2 separate regions of the Mus musculus genome follow, and region 2 is linked to region 1. A link is a loop called in an ENCODE intact Hi-C map of the cell type or tissue named here. Cell type or tissue: heart. All regions are shown on one strand.

Region 1 (2,500 bases):
CACAGGCATCCTTAAACAAACGTGTGCATACACTCAGACAAACACGCACTCACAAATAAATAAAGAACCAACGAAATAAAAATAAAAGGACTCCGGCGTGGTGGTGCACGCCTTTAATCCCAGCACTCGGGAGGCAGAGGCAGGCAGATTTCTGAGTTCGAGGCCAGCCTGGTCTACAAAGTGAGTTCCAGGACAGCCAGGGCTATACAGAGAAACCCTGTCTCGAAAAACCAAAAAAGAAAAAAAAAAGAAAGAAAGAAAAGAAAAAGAAAAAGAAGGATGTACAAAACAGAGGATATTTGCAAAGTGCACACGTTACAAGAAACTTGTCCCAAAATATACCCAGGACACTTAAATGTGCAATGTTTACTAATGGTAACTAATAGTTAATTAGTAGGGCTGGGCTTGGTGGCGCACACCTTTAACCCCAGCACTTGGGAAACAGAGGCAGGAAGATCTGAACTGTGGTATCCCAGAGTGGGGGGCAGCTCGGGAACTGGGAGTGCTTTCCCTCCACACTTCACAGGGTGCCATCCTCCTGCCTGAGTCGCCTGAGAGGATAGACCAGGCAGCTGAGCTCTACAGGAGCCCCTGGTTGCCGCTCTCTTCCTGGTGGTCACATCCCTCCGCCCTGTTGTCTGGCTCACCTCTCACACTCCACTATTCGGTCCTGGACCTAAGCAATGTGGCACCCTGAACATTCCCTGGCAGCTAAAGAAAGCTAAACTGGGAGTCCATCACGTGAGAGGGCCGTTTGACAGCCAGTGGCTTATTCCCACAGGTCCACTACTGCTTCTAAACTGCCCTTAACCTGCTGTGAAGGTAGCACCTGTGGGAAGAAACCCCTCTTTCCATATTCCAGGCTTTCCCCAGCTTCCTCCTGGTTCCTCTAGAAACCCCAAAACTATGGCAGCCATTCACTCAAGAAGCGTGTGCAGAGTCTGCCACCTTGTGGTCATCTCTGGTCCTGCAGTACCCCACATCAGCCCCAGCAAAGAGGAGCTCCAGTCTCCCGTTCCCCCTCTAGGGTGCCACAGAGACACTTTAGACAGCTAGGGGATGAGCACGGAGGTGTGAGGGGCGGGGGGGCTGGGAGCCACACACTCTGGCTTTCCTTCCTGTCTATCCGATTCACAGTCCTGAGCCTGTGGAGACAGCCCCAGGGTAAAGAGGCCTCATCATCATGTCAGGTGGGAGAGCAGACGGTTGGCATTAGGCAACTAGCCAAACTCATATGTGGGAAAGCAAGCTGTGGGCCTGATCGAGGGCTTGGAGAGATGACAGTGGACTTACTAAGCTATCTCTCACGTGTCTGTCACCCTGGCCCACCTCCCTACCTGAGTGTCGCCCAGCTATAAAATGAAGGTTCTGACATGTCAAGCCCCTTTCACCTCTGACAACACTCTTCAGTGGAGCATCCCAACGTAAGATCAGAGGCTCTCCAAGTCCATATGGCAGAGCATATTGCAGGATAGCCTAGAGAGACCGGGAGCAAACGGCAACCTTCCTGTGCTCCTCCACAAGAGGGATGTGGAGATCCTGCAGCCAGGAGTCGTGGGCAAGGAGCACACTGCAGGCAGCAAGGTACTGGATGTGGATCGTGCATCCACAAGCATGCAGTGGTCATCAGAGACCATGCAGGGGACCCGTACAGTCAAGGGATAAGGTGCCTTCGGTACCAGCAGCCAGGAGCCAGTCAGTGGGTCAGGACGGCTGGGAGCACAATGGAGGCCTCCCAGGTGTGATAGCATAGGGCTCCGCTTTGTAATCCCTCTCCACCTCGGCTCACATCTCTTAAGATGAGGATGATAGCGCCCTCCTCTGACCACAGAAAGGCCTCATGTCTCAGTTTTCCCTTGCTGTGACAAAACAGCTTGACCGAAGAAAGGTTTATCCTGTCCCATGTTTTCAGAGGTTTCACAGACTGAGGTCAGCTGGAGCCAATTGCTCTGAACTGAGGAGAGACAATGTGGGCTTGCCTCAAGGAAGGATTGGGAAGCAGAGACAGACAGACAGACAGACAGACACTAGAAGCCAAAGCCATGCCCTTCCCGCCTCTGCTGGTAACCTACTTCCTCCATCTTGGACCCACTTCCTGATCTCTACCGTCTGTCTATTAATAATGCCATCAAATGGGGAATCCATCAGAGAATGAGGGCAGATCCCTCAGGATCCAGTCTCTTCCCCAAAGCTGACAGCCATGAACATCTCTGAGGGGGATGGACACTTCCTGTCCAGGTCGCAGCAGGGACTAAATTGAAACAAGATTGAAACCTGGAAAAAAGTTAGGGACACAACAGAGGAAAGAAGTCCTCACCCCAGAATCCGTTGGATGTGGCTTACCAGCAGAACGGCAAGGACTCCAGAACAGTTAGCCACCACTTACAGCCTCTCTCCTCCCAGATAAGTCTCCCGATGCCTAGGACTCTCACAGAAACAGGGAAAGGACATGTCCTAAACCCCTTGTGCAGCCCTAGTGGCTCTGCTATCACCTTATCCG
Region 2 (2,500 bases), 370 kb before region 1:
CCTCAACCATCAACAAAGAGCCTTCCATGGCCCAAAGCCAAGGCCCAGCTACCAAAAGGCTTCAGGCAGGGAGTCCTGGGGGCACGGACTCCCGGGGGCGTGCAGATCATTGGAAGTGACTCTTTCCTCTAGACATTTTGAACCCAGATTGAGCTCAGGAGGATCCCAGTTGCAACCCAACAGAGCTCAGCAGGAGAAGCAGGACTGACTATCAGAATCTCAGAGTGCATAGATCATAGCTGCCTCTCTTAAAGAGACAGTCTTCCTGAAACATTCTGGATGAGCAAGACACAAGGAATAAAGGAAGGAAGGGAAAGGAAGAGGGGTAGGGGAAATTAGGAAAGAGAGGGAGGAAAGGAGGCAGGCAGGGAGGGAGGGAGGGAGGGAAAGGAAGGAAATAAGAAAGAAAGGAAGGACTGGGAAAGAAATGAGAATGAGGGAAAGTAAAGAAAGGGAAGGGAAGGGGGCAAGGGAAAGAAGAAAGGTTGGAAGGAGAGAAAGAGTGAGGGAAGATGAGACAGCGACCTTCAGGGGAAAGTGCTGGGGCAGCACTGGGCCTTACACACACACACACACACACACACACACACACACACACACACACACACAGAGGAGAGGAGCCTGGTCCCTAAGGTGAGAAGCTTATCTGCCCTCCAGACTACAGGATGTGGAGGTGGAAGATCCCTTTGTGAAGGCCAGCTTTAGTGCAGGACTGGACCCACCTAGAGAGCAATGTGATAGCCCAGAGCAAACCCAAGTGGCTCACTATAGGCAGGAAGTAAGGTAGGAACTGACCAGTCCCTCCAGGCACTGTTGCTGTGGTTCCCAGCAGAGTAGATTGCTGTCTCTTGGACAATGAGTGTGTCAAGGTCCAGATTAGACTGGATGGGGGTCAGCCTTTCATTGTCTTAGACGAGTCCAAGGAAGCCTTCCCATGTCCATCCTCAAACATTAGGATTAGCTTAAGCTTCAGAACAGGTGACCGTCAACACAGGGGGCCTGCTTGCCAATGCCCACTGGAAGGAAATGCCCCACCCTCCAGTAGTCAAACCCACCCTGTATGGAAGATGGAACTGGCTTTATTTTGTTTTAGTTTGTCCCCCTTCTTTGTAATAGTCTGCATGACCTACATTTGATAAGGGGGAGTTATTCTCTATAAAGAGAAAAAAAAACCCTAAAAGTTTCACCTCATATCTCCTGTCCGAGTATCTCAAACAACGCAGAGATCAGGCAGAGAAGATGGAGGCAGACAGTATGTGAATTCTAAGTGAAAGAAAAGCCCCTGCTCCATCATAATGTCTAGCTGCCTTCAGTCTCCTCTCCTAAGGGTCTTAAGACAAGTTTTCAGACTTTTTAAAAAAGTGTATCTCTCCCCCCCCCCCCCCCCCGTTTGCATGTGTGTGTGCATGTGCCTGTCTGTTCTTGAGTGCAGTTCCCACAAAGGCCAGAAGAGGGCATCTGATCCCTTGGAATCGGACTTATAGGTGACTGAACCACCCAACAATGCTGCTGTAAACCAAACTTAGGTCCTGTGCAAGAGCAGCACGCATAGCACTGAAGCAGCTCTCTACCACCCCTAGAGGCAGGTTTTAAATAAAATTAAAACAAGCACATTTGCTTTCAGACAAAATAGACATGAAAAGCTTTTATAAAAAGTATCAACTCACTAATTTGAATTTTTAGTTTTCTACATTCTTTAAGCTGTTTGAGACCCTTCATCAACATCTTATCTACACTCCACTCCACCCCACCCCACCCTGCTCCCAGCTTTCCTTTACATCCCACTCAGCAATAAGAGGATCAGAGATTTCAAGCCTGCCAGGGTTACTCAGTCTTCTTCCTTCAAGAACATGGGCAATTTCAAAACCAGGCTGGATAAGCCCTGCCACGATAGAGCCTTCTGCCCACTACAAGGAACCAACTGTTCCCTTCTCCAGTGCCCCAGGCTTTGCCGTGCACTGTGGTCTGAATGTCTGTGGCTTCCTCAAATTCATCTTAGTTCCCAATATGATTTCACTCAGAGACAAGGCCTTGGGAGGTGAGTGGATCTCAAAGGCTGAGCCATCACAGATGGAATTAATGTCCCTCTGAGAGAGATCTCAGAGAGCTACTGTACCATGTAAGGACACAGTATGAAGACAGCTACCAATGAACTGGGAAACCAACCCTCGCCAGATATCAGATTGGCAGCCCCCTGCCAATTGGGCTCCCATGCATGCTTGTTAAGGTCACCGCCTTGGCAATTTATTATAGCAACTTGAACTGATGAAGGCAACATCCAGAGTTTGCTGTTACAACTGACATCACTCTAGATTTTAATTAATTTCATGTCCATACACTCTTCTATGCCAGACATCTATCCAGCACCAGGAATTTGTGGCGTAAGGCAAATATGATGGTAATAATAACAATAAAAATAATTTATAATAATAATAGTAGCAGTCATCGTTATTGTTGTTTGAACATATATATTTTCAGCAGTTACTCTTAAAGTTACTCT

What was found. A loop is a pair of places that touch in the nucleus more often than their neighbours do. Peaks named below come from ENCODE experiments on the same cell type or tissue, not always from the same donor. Only the 100,000 strongest peaks of a DNase experiment are listed, where the experiment ranks them.
Region 2: it touches region 1 in a loop (6-fold over the local background); 25 of 42 quality-filtered maps call a loop at or near these places.

What each region holds. Positions count from the first base shown.
Region 1 is chr17:49,898,049-49,900,548 of GRCm38, forward strand. All of the region lies in intron 19 of Kif6 (kinesin family member 6), which reads left to right. Among named protein-coding and RNA genes, the nearest start is that of Gm16555, 77 kb to the left of the region's middle. In heart, CTCF peaks have their summits at 953 (motif pointing left) and 1,181; no DNase peak of the experiment used is centred here; H3K4me3 peaks cover 298 bases; H3K27ac peaks cover 306 bases; H3K27me3 peaks cover 1,469 bases.
Region 2 is chr17:49,528,910-49,531,409 of GRCm38, forward strand. The region is part of intron 1 of Daam2 (dishevelled associated activator of morphogenesis 2); the gene reads right to left. Among named protein-coding and RNA genes, the nearest start is that of Gm52301, 23 kb to the right of the region's middle. In heart, a CTCF peak has its summit at 1,525; no DNase peak of the experiment used is centred here; H3K27ac peaks cover 155 bases.